2 separate regions of the Homo sapiens genome follow, and region 1 is linked to region 2. Evidence: read pairs that join two places in POLR2A ChIA-PET (ENCODE). Cell type or tissue: PC-9. All regions are shown on one strand. Links, peaks and the distances in the headings refer to the core of each region. The heading gives the core; the rest is flanking DNA. Region 1 has its middle 260 kb from the start of BMP7-AS1. Region 2 has its middle 260 kb from the start of TFAP2C.

Evidence for each region. ChIA-PET counts read pairs that join two places held together with the same protein. Peaks named below come from ENCODE experiments on the same cell type or tissue, not always from the same donor. Only the 100,000 strongest peaks of a DNase experiment are listed, where the experiment ranks them.
Region 1: POLR2A ChIA-PET joins it to region 2 with 6 read pairs; 3 of 35 experiments call an interaction of 5 or more read pairs at or near these places.

What each region holds. Positions count from the first base shown.
Region 1 is chr20:56,954,524-56,959,898 of GRCh38, reverse strand. No RefSeq gene overlaps it. Among named protein-coding and RNA genes, the nearest start is that of BMP7-AS1, 260 kb to the left of the region's middle. RefSeq lists an enhancer at 981-1,606. In PC-9, for the core only: no CTCF peak of the experiment used is centred there; a DNase peak (open chromatin) is centred at 3,168.
Region 2 is chr20:56,888,722-56,894,096 of GRCh38, reverse strand. No RefSeq gene overlaps it. Among named protein-coding and RNA genes, the nearest start is that of TFAP2C, 260 kb to the right of the region's middle. RefSeq lists an enhancer at 345-949. In PC-9, for the core only: no CTCF peak of the experiment used is centred there; no DNase peak of the experiment used is centred there.

The DNA of each region.
Region 1 (5,375 bases), core at 167-5,166, 66 kb before region 2:
TTGCTGGAATCTGTCCTGTAGTAATACTCAGATGTGTGTATGCAGATGCAGGTGTGAACAAGCAGTTGTGACATTGATTCTTATGCAGAAAAAATGGAAACAGCCCCAAATATCTATTAATGGGGAGTTCACTAAGTTCTAGCACCTCCATACTCTTGAATCTGGTGTAAAAAGTGAGAGTTAGGAATGTCTGAGCTTAAGCCTCAGGACGCCACTCTGCAACAGCTAAGGGAAAGTTCAGCAGAAGAGCCCCGTACAGCTCTATCCACCTAGACCAGTGGTTCTCATCCAGGGATGACATTAGGCTCCACGGGACACGTGGCCATGTCCGGAGACATTTTTGGTTGTCGCAACTAAGGGGTGCGTGCTGCGGCATCTGATGAGCAGAGGCCAGGGATGCGGCAGAACACCCCACAGTGCACAGCACAGCCCCGCAAGACAGAGAATTAATCAGCCCCGAATGCCATTAGTACTGAAGTTGAGAAACATCTACCCCATAGCACAATCCTTTACATGTTCTGAATCCTCAACGAATGTTTGTTGAATGAATTCATGACATTTACTTACTAAAAACACTGTGTGTGAACGTGATACTGATGAAATGATGAGCAGCTTAAGAGGAGTAAGGCACAGGTGTGGGACACTTTGATGTCTTACCTTCCTCACTTTTGTATCATTGGCTTCTTTTTTAAAAACTAAGAGCAGCTTTCATATCAAAAATGTAAGCAGTGAGGGAAGGAAGGGAGGAAGAGAAAAAGGGAGGGAAGGAAGGAAATTTTTAAATATCCAGTTGCATGAGAAGGCATGAATGGTACTGTGATAGAAGCCAACCTTGGGTCAATTACTTCAACTGTTCTGCCTCTACGTTCTCAGCTTTTAAATGGGCATAATAATAGTGCTCCCCTCTCTGGGTGTTGTGAAGATTAAATCAGTTAGTCCATGGATGCAGTGAGAGCTCAGTAGATGACTTCGTCCTCACTGTTGTTGACAGGGGACCCTGATTGTCACTTTTTTTTTTTTTTAGACAGAATTTCGGTCTGTTGCTCAGGCTGGAGTGCAGTAGTGTGATCTCAGCTCACTGCAACCTCCTCCTCCTAGGTTCAAGCAATTCTGCCTCAGCCTCCCCAGTAGCTGGGATTACAGGTGCGCACCCCCACACCTGGCTACTTTTTATATTTTTAGTAGAGACAGCATTTCACCATATTGGCCAGGCTGGTTTCGAACTCCTTACCTCAAGTGATCCACCTGCCTCAGTCTCCCAACGTACTGGGATTACAGGCATGAGTCACCGCACCCAGCACCTGAAATTCATTTTGATTTCTGTCCGGAATGTTCTCCAGGCCCTCGGCTGGCTCGGGTTCAAGGAGGGCCTGTGATGATTTCGGGAGTGGAGTTTGTGCAGGCACATTCTGGGGTCCAGCGGGCAGCTGTAGGGCCCCAACAGGTGAGTGGTGGCCTTGCATTTGCCCGCATCTACACTGGCACTGGCCCGGGTGAAAGCAGCCTTGGCCTGTCTTTCTCTGCTTTGCCGCCATCTACCCCTCGGGCCTGCGTGGGCTTAATGGAGCATAAATGCAGCGGCCAGCGGGCAGAGGGCTGCTGGCTCTTCACGGCAGGGCTCTCAGCTCGCGTCCTGAAGCCCCACATATCAAGAGACCCTCGACCGCATTTTTCCCGGCTCAAGGCCCCCGTTTTCACCTCGGTCCGGGAACCCCAGTAGCTGCAAAGGCGTTTTCTAACAGAGCGTTGTCCTGGGAGACCGAAAACCTTCTAATCAATGCAAAACGGAGACAGAGAGCAGAGCTGGACAAGAAGCCTGCTACCCACCCCCCACTCCCCCACCATGTTAGCCCTATTAGCAGCAAATCCTTAAGCCAGCGCTTGTAAAAAGCAGCTTGTTTGGGCCTGACCCTCCCCATTCATGTAATGTGATATTGCACGCTTGGCCGACCTCAGCAAGCAGCTAAACATATGTCGTCAGCTGGGCGCTGCTGCCCCTCTATTAAGATGGTTCTGGAAGCATATGTGGGAACTGGCCTGCCCTGGAGACTCGAGGGAAAAGGCAGGAACACAGGCAATTAGAGGGAGCCACCCGGCCCCACCGACAGGCCGCAGGAGGAAGTTCAGGGACGCATCTCATGGGCATGGAAACAATTAGGGTCAACAAATAGTCGTAGAAAAGGAAACTTTAAAAAATAGAAACCCGGTTAAATGACCCAGTAAACACCCGCCCCTGCCCCTACTCTCCCCTGCACGGGGGCGGCATCTGCGCTTCACGTGGACCGTCTTCCCCTCCCCGCCTTGGATAATGACTTCCCTTTGCAATTTCCTGGAGGAAGTTGTTGAAGTGATCTTCCAGTGATAAAATAAGCCAGGGTGATTCTTAATTTTCAGTCTGAAGTCTTTTTTCCCCTCCCAGTCCAGTCTCCTCATTTACTAGGGTCAGCAGGGAGAGAGAGAAGTTCAGCTGTGAATGTTTCCCCTCCCCAGAATGGGGTGGGCTGGTCCTGAGTTGCGGCTCGGGGTGGGGGATGTGAACCAGCCGGCTTCCTTGACCAGGGTAGTCACTGTTGAGGTCAAGACGAGAAACCCTCCATTTCCTGTCATTCTGCTAGTTATAGTAGGACAATCACTGCTACCACTTGGGAAGCACTTTCTAGAAGTTCCTGACCTGTACTGGCCAACACAGGAGCCACCAGCCACACGAGGCTACTGCCCCTGTGATGTGTGGCCTGTGTGATGGAGGAGCTGAATTTTTAAAATGTCGTTTAATTTTATTTATTATTATTATTATTATTTTGAGATGGAGTTTTGCTCTTGTTGCCCAGGCTGGACTGCAGTGGCACGATCTTGGCTCACTGCAACCTCTGCCTCCTGGGTTCAAGCGATTCTCCTGTCTCAGCCTCCCGAGTCACTGAGATTACAGGCGTGCACCACCACGCCCGGCTAATTTTTGTATTTTTAGTAGAGACGGGGTTTTACCATGTTGGCCAGGCTAGTTTCGAACTCCTGACCTCAAGTGATCAGCCTGCCTCAGCCTCCCAAAGTGCTGGGATTACAGGCATCAGCCACCGTGCCCGGCCAAATGTTATTTAATTTTAAGTAATTTAAACTCAAAAGCTGGCAATTCAGTTACTGGAAAACTTCCAAGAATGCGGAAGGTGTGGTGATCTGCCTTTTCAACTGTAAATTTCGTAACATTCAAACAGTGATAAATATTTTCATTGAAAATTTAGTGCCTGCATTGAGCTGTGCTATAAGTAAAAAAATGCACACCAGATTTCAAAGAAAATTTAAAGAAATTAAAGAAAAAAGTAAAGTACCTTGTTAACGATTGTATATTGATTACATGTTGAAATGGTAATACTTGGTACATATGGAGTTAAATAAACAACATCATTAAAATAAATGTCACCAGGATTGTTGCATGACAATGTGAATATATGTAACATGCTGAGCCATACACTTAAAAATTATTAAGATGGTAAATTTAATGTAATGTGTTTTTACAGCAACAAAAAGTCCGCCACGTTTCTTTTTTGCTTTTTATAACGTAGCTACTAGAAAACATAAAATTACATCTGTGACTGGCATTGTATTTCTTTTGGACCCCACTTAAAAGCACGTGGCCTCCTTGAATCCATCAATAATCCTTCCAGCTAGGTCTGTGGATGGCGTCCCCTCCTCCAAGGCCTCTCAATCTGCTTAGGTAGAGAAAGAAGTAGGATAGTGCCTATTAAGAGGCTTTAAATGGCAAGATCCAAGGAAATATTTTGAACTGGAATCTGGAGGTCTTACCCTGCAAACGCTTTCTGCTTTTCTATACCAGGGGAAGACACTTAGAGAGAAAGGTTCGCAGCTTGGGGCTCTGAACATGCACTCTGCCCAGCAACTGTCTGCCAGGTTAAGAAAACTCAGCTCCGCTTTAGAAGCCCCGAGTCTGAGGCCGGGCGTGGTGGCTCATGCCTGTAATCCCAGCAGTGAGCTTAGATTGCGCCACTGCACTCCAGCCTGGGTGACAGAGCAAGACTCTGCCTCAAAAAAAACAAAAAGAAGCCCCGAGTCTGAGGGTCTCTCTAGCCCACATCCACTCCCACTTCCTCCTCCACTAAGCTTGTGAGAGGCGGTGCTCTAGACTCAAACAAGAACATCCTTTCCTCCCTGGGCGCTTTTGGCAGAGTCCCCTGCAGATATCAGAAGGGAGATTATTTCCCTCTTCCTCAGAATGTTCCAGGGCTCGGAGAATATGGAGCTGCAGGACCCAGAGGAGTCGTTTCGATTCCGGGCTTTGCAGCCTGAGAGAAGTGAGTTCGAAGCCTTGCCTCGCCTCCCTGCCACTTGCACCTGCGTGACCGTGGCCAGCCTCGTTACCTCTCCAAGGTTCAATTCCTTAAGTCATAATATGGGGAAAATAAGAATAGCTACTTCAATGGAGTGTGAAGAAAAAAACAAATAAGCAGTTTGTGCAAAAAGGCTTAGCACGTGTCTGGCCTTGCAGCCCTGCCCCACATGACAGCGAGCTTCTGGAGGCTGGGCTGTGGGTTGCTTCCAGCAGGGTCCATATCTGCCAGTGCCTCACGAGCAGCATGGAGAGGAATTACTATCTAATTGCCGTGCTCAGCCACCTCTCTCCAGTATTTTTGAGGTGTCTGAAACCCCTCTGCACCAGTCCCCTCCGTTCATTCCAGCCATCCCAAGTCTGTGGTTGGCTGGGTCGGGGGAAGGCAGGAGAGATGGTGACAGGAGGTAACCTCAGCCAGCCACCTGTACCTGCTCTCCTGCAAACTCCCCGCACACAGGGACATGCAGCCTTTGGGGCTGGAGTGAGCCCCAGGCTAAGCAGAAGACGCATCTCGGGTTGGAGCTGCTGGGACTGCGTGTGTGGCCCAAGGTGAAACCTGGCCCGTGGTGACAGTAACACACTGTGACAGCTGTCACAACTCCTCTTTGGTCATCCTGCCATGAAGGCACAGAGCAGAGGAGCGATGACTGGGGTCGGGCACAGAAGATGCCCAGGGCACCCGGGCGCGTTTGGTTTACATATCCACTCATTTCACTCCGGGAACGTCCGCAGAGCTTATCCTTCACGCCAGGTGCAGGGCCAGGGTAGGGGACTGTCACGAGCAAGCTGGGTGGGATCCCTGCCATCCAGGGGCTTCGTGGAAGACGATGAGCCCGCAGATTTCACCAGGACAACTTCAGATTGTGACAAGTGCTATGGTCAAAATGGGCGGGATGATGCGTGGTAGCCACGGCGCAGGCCAGTTTTCACCAGGACGTTCACGGAGGGCTCTTGGGAGAGGGAGCTTTGGAATTGGACCTGAAAGTTGGGGTTAGAAGGCGGCCTGGTGAAAGGCAGCCTAGTGGGGGCTGTT
Region 2 (5,375 bases), core at 79-5,078:
CACTGTCTTTGCATATTAGCGAGACATTTTGCAGAGCTGGGTCATGAACAGGGCAACCCCTGGCTCCACGCAGACGCTGCCTGCCTTGTAACCATGTTCCCAGTGCTGGAACAGTGCCTGACGCAGAGTAGGCCCTTAACAAAAATTTGTTGAATGAATGAATGAATTCCTTCAAAGTAGGAGCTAAGGTGACCTTTAGAACAAATGAAAGGGAGAGAAAAACTGCAGAGTGCAGGATTTTATGCATCAGGAGTTGGGGGGGATGAAGGTGAATGAAGGTGGCCTTTGGAACCCTGTGCAGTTGAATTAAAGAACATGAAAGAGCTGCTGAAAGGGCAGGTGTGTGACTGCAGTCCAAGGTCACACCTTTCACAAAGGCTGTAATGGTTTGACTGACAGCCTTAGGAGAAACCCTTCATTCCTTTTGAAGCTAAGGAGGAGATTAGAGGGCTCTGTTCAAAGCACTGTGCCTCCTATCCTGGGTATCAGTGGGGCTGGCGTTTCAATGGCCTTTAGCCACTCGTCCTAAGAGCTTGTGCTCAAAGATTTAGCATGGATCTGAGGTGTCATTAGCCACTCTGGCAAGAAGACTGTCCCTTCCTCTAAGAGCTCACAGGAAGGCTGTGGCAGGTGGGGAGGTGGGGACAGAGAAGCAGGAAGCTCTGGAGCCAAACAGACTTGGGTGGCATCCGGCCCACAACACGCATCCGGCCTGTCTGCATCTCAGGCTCCTCCCCTGTGGGCGGGGAGTTACAGGATCGCTCATTTACTGACTTGCTGTGCTGAACCGAGGACTTGTGTACTAGAAAAATAAAGATGATTAAGAGATAGTCCTTGCCCTGTGGAAGCAGGGGCAATTTAGAAATGTTTGATTGTGGCCGGGTGCAATGGCTCACGCCTGTAATCCCGGCACTTTGGGAGGCCAAGGCGGGCAGATCATGAGGTCAGGAGATGGAGACCAGCCTGGACAATATGGTGAAACCCCGTCTCTAGTAAAAATACAAAAAAATTAGCCGGGTGCGGTGGCGGGTGCCTGTCATGCCAGCTACTCAGGAGGCTGAGGCAGAAGACTCGCTTGAACCCTGGGAGGCAGAGGTTGTAGTGAGCTGCGATTGTGCCACTGCACTCCAGCCTGGGCGACAGAGCCAGACTCCATCTCAAAAAAAAAAAAAAAAGAAATGTTTGATTGTTTGTTTACACAAATGGCCTTCCATAAAAGGCTTTTTAAAAGTAACAAGTAGGAACATAACTATTACCAGTGGGGTGGGACATGAAGGGGGTGATCTCCCAGTGAAATCTACAGCAGACATGAAAACCCGAACCATAATCACAGCACGTCCCCAGCCATCCCTAAATAAAACAACAAATAACCACAGACTGAGAAAACTGAGAAGCAAGGGGCTCAAGCCTCAACTTAGTCAGAAGATGTCCCAGAAATTATCCTCTAACAGGGGAGGGAGATTTATTTGGTGGGAAATGAAGTCCAACTCCAAAAACCCCATTAGCCCAGAGGTCCCTGTAGCCCTCTACCCATGCACCTGACTCTGACTTGGAGACGGCAGAGAAGTATCCCCAAAGCATGCACAGCTCAGGCTTTTCAGGGATTAATTTGCACCTCAAACATCACAGAGTGTGTGAGTTCAGAATTTGGGATTACTGAGCGGTTCAGAGGAGATGAGAATGATTCCCAACAACGCATAATTAATCATTATGTTGCAAATGACAGAAAACCCACTCAAATAATAAAGGAATTACTTGTTCAGAATCAGAAAAGTCAAGGATTAAATTAATCTCAGGCAAGGCTGGATCCAGCCACTCATGGTCATATCATGAAGAACTTTATTTCTCTATATCTATTCTTTCTCCCTTTTTTCTTTTATTTTCTTTTTTTTTGAGATGGAGTCTCGCTCTGTCACCCAGGCTGGAGTGCAATGGCAGAATCTCGGCTCATTGCAATCTCTGCCTCCTGGGTTCCAGCGATTCTCCTGCCTCAGCTTCCCGAGTAGCTGGAATTACAAGCATGTACCACCACACTCGACTAATTTTTGCATTTTTAGTAGAGACGGGGCATAGCCATGTTGGCCAGGCTGGTCTCGAACTCCTGACCTCAGGTGACCCACTTGCCTCGGCCTCCCAAAGTGCTGGGATTACAGGCGTGAGCCACAGTGCCTGGCCTCTTTCTTCACTCTTCAGTGTGAGCTTAATCATAAACTATACCTAGGAACTGCTAGCAGATCAAGTCTTCCCCTTTTGGTGGCAAAATGTCACAGTTACTTGCAAATTTCATATTCTTATGCCCTACACATGATCCCATGCAAGGGGCTTTATTTTCCCAGAAGTCCCCGTAAATAGCTGTTCATATCGGGTTTTTAAAATAATATTTTTAAAATTTTAGAACAATTTTAGATTTACAGGAAAATTCCAAAGAAAGTACAGAGTTCCCATGAACTCACACCCAGTTTCTTCCATTAACATCTTAGGTGACCATGGTACATTTGTCATGAGCTGACATTGATACAATATTATCAACTAAAGTCCACATTTATTCAAATTTCCTTAGCTTTTACCTAATGTCCTTTTTCTGCCCAGGATCCTGCATGACATCTAGTCATCGTATCACCTCAGGCTCCACTTGGCTGTAACTGTTGCTCGGATTCTCCTTGTCTCTAGTGACCTGCACCGTTCAGAGGAGGACCTGTCAGGTATTTGCAGACTGTCCCTCAGTTAGGATTTGTCTGATGTTTTCTCATGAATAGATGGGGTTATAGGTATCTGGGAGGAAGATCCCAGAGGTAGAGTGCCCTTCTCATCCCATTACGTAAGCATATATACTCTGAACACAACTTATCGCTGTTGATATTAACCTTGATCAGCTGGCTGGGGTGAGGCTTGTCAGGTTTCTCCACTGTGAAGTTACTCTTTCCCCCTGGACTCTTTGGAAGGAAGTCCCTATGTGCAGGCCACACTTCAGGAGTGGGAGCTATGCTTCCCCATTGAGAGTGAAGCATCTCCATACATTATTTGGAACATTTCTGCATGAGAGATTTGTCTACTTCTCCCTATTTATTTAATAATTTACTTATATCAGTATGGAGCATATATATTTATTTTGAACTCTGAATAAATATTTATTGATTTATTTTTATTTATAAGCTAACACTCCTTTACTTTCCTGCTCAAATTGCTCTCGCTTTGACCACAGGGAGCTCTTTCGGGTGGCTCCTGTGGCCTTTGGCCATGACCCCATGATTTGGGGTTATTTGTTTGTTTGCTTTAGCATTTCTTACTTTCTGAACTAGAAGATGCTTCAGGCTTATGTTGTATATTTTCTGCCCCAGTCCTGGGATCTGCCATTTCTCCAAGGAGCCCCGGTTCCTTTTATTGTAAGTTCTGGGCTCTAGATGTACTTGTTTTGTTGTGAGATTGGGTCTCACCCTGTCGCCCAGGCTGGAGTGCAGAGGTGCCATCTCGGCTCACTGCAACCTCTGTTTCCCGGGCTCAAGAGATTCTTCTGCCTCAGCCTCCCAAGTGGCTGGGACCACAGGTGGGCACCGCCATGCCCGGCTAATTTTTTATATTTTGGTAGTGACAGGGTTTTGCCATGTTGCCCAGGCTGATCTTGAACTCTTGAGCTCAAGCAATCCGCGTGCCTTGGCCTCCCAAAGTGCTGGGATTACAGGCGTGAGCCACTGCGCTGGCCTAGGTGTACTTGTTGATATCAAGGTGACGTTGCTTCTAGACCCTCTCAGTTAAGGGAGCAAGGAGACATTATTTGTTTTTCGTGTCTTTTTGATGTGGATTTGAGATACGCCTATTCACTGAGCCAGCCTCTGAGTCGAGGGAACATGCAGGCTGGTTAGACAATCAGAGTCTGCCCTGAGGCAGGCCAGATGACACGTTTGGACTCAAACTACAGGGCTAAGCCTACCAGTTTACCCAAGAGCGCTCAAGGTGCTGATAAGGAAGAGGGGAGATTGGTGTAGATTGGTGTTCAGCAGTAAGGACAAATATCCATTACCATGGGGGAATAATTAAATAAGAGTGGCCAGAGGCCGGGCGCGGTGGCTCACGCCTATAATCCCAGCACTTTGGGAGGCCAAGGCGGGCAGATCACTTGAGGTCAGGAGTTCGAGACCAGCCTGGTCAACATGGTGAAACCCCATCTCTACTAAAAAATATAAAAATTAGCCAGGCATGGTGGTGCGTGCCTGTAATCCCAGCTAATCGAGAGGCTGAGGCAGGAGAATCGCTTGAACCTGGGAGGTGGAGGTTGCAGTGAGCCAAGATCATGCCACTGCACTCCAGCCTGGGTGATAGAGCAAGACACAGCCTCAAAAATAATAAATAAATAAATAAAAATAAAAATTTTTTTTAAAAAAGGGGTGGCCAGAAAGAACTGCAGTTTCTTTGGCCTGATACTTTATTACAAATCCCCTTTCCTTTGGAGAAAGTGCTGGGCAGTAAGTGATTCAGGAAAATGATAAATTCTTTGAGCATCTATTCCCAAAGTCACGTGTGCAATAATGAAATATTTTTAATCTTGTCCTTCAAACCAGCGGGCTTGTCTGGTAATAGGTCCCAATTAAATCCTTTTTCTTAAATTACATTGTTGTTAAGGACTTTGTTATCTTCACAGGATATTCCCCCCCACCGCTCTCAGCCCAACCCTCTCAAAATTGCCTCGCCATCCTCCTTTCCTATTAAAAAATGGAAAATTGCACAATTCACCTAATTAGTCAAATTTGAATCTTCTGTGGCTATCACAGCCCAATGGTTGAATTTCACACACCATTTGAAAAGCTATGGTAGAAACGCCGTTGTTGATTCCTCCTCACACTCCAGTGGTACTATTCAATTACAAAAGGAATTATTTGACTTTCTGTCGCCACGATGCTCTAGCAATATGCTATTAACCTCGATTGATTTTTGCTTAAATGTATTCAAGATGGGCACATTTTTGTAAATCTAATGTGCTGGTATTTAAACGGAAATATTTCATTAAATGGATTTTCTTTTTAAATGAAATTTGCCAAATGGTTATAAATGATGGGAGATGAGTTTTGAACTTGAAGACGTGACGTGAAGGTTCTGGGAAGAGGCTTTCTGTGCCACCAAACAGGCTGGGGCACTTAGAGTGGATTTTGGGGGGAATGCACACAGCAGGGGAGGCAAGATTCTCGCCCTGCTGCGTGCCTAAGCTGGTGAACATAAAAGCACCTTCCTTGCAGGGCTGCTGGGGGCCTTGAGGCCAACACAGACCAGGGGTGTAGAGCCTTGGCAGGCAGGAAATGGTCAGCAAAGGTGATGGTGATGATGCTATGGCATCTATGAAGTATCAGTCACTCATGTCTATCATATATTATCACTATTAATGG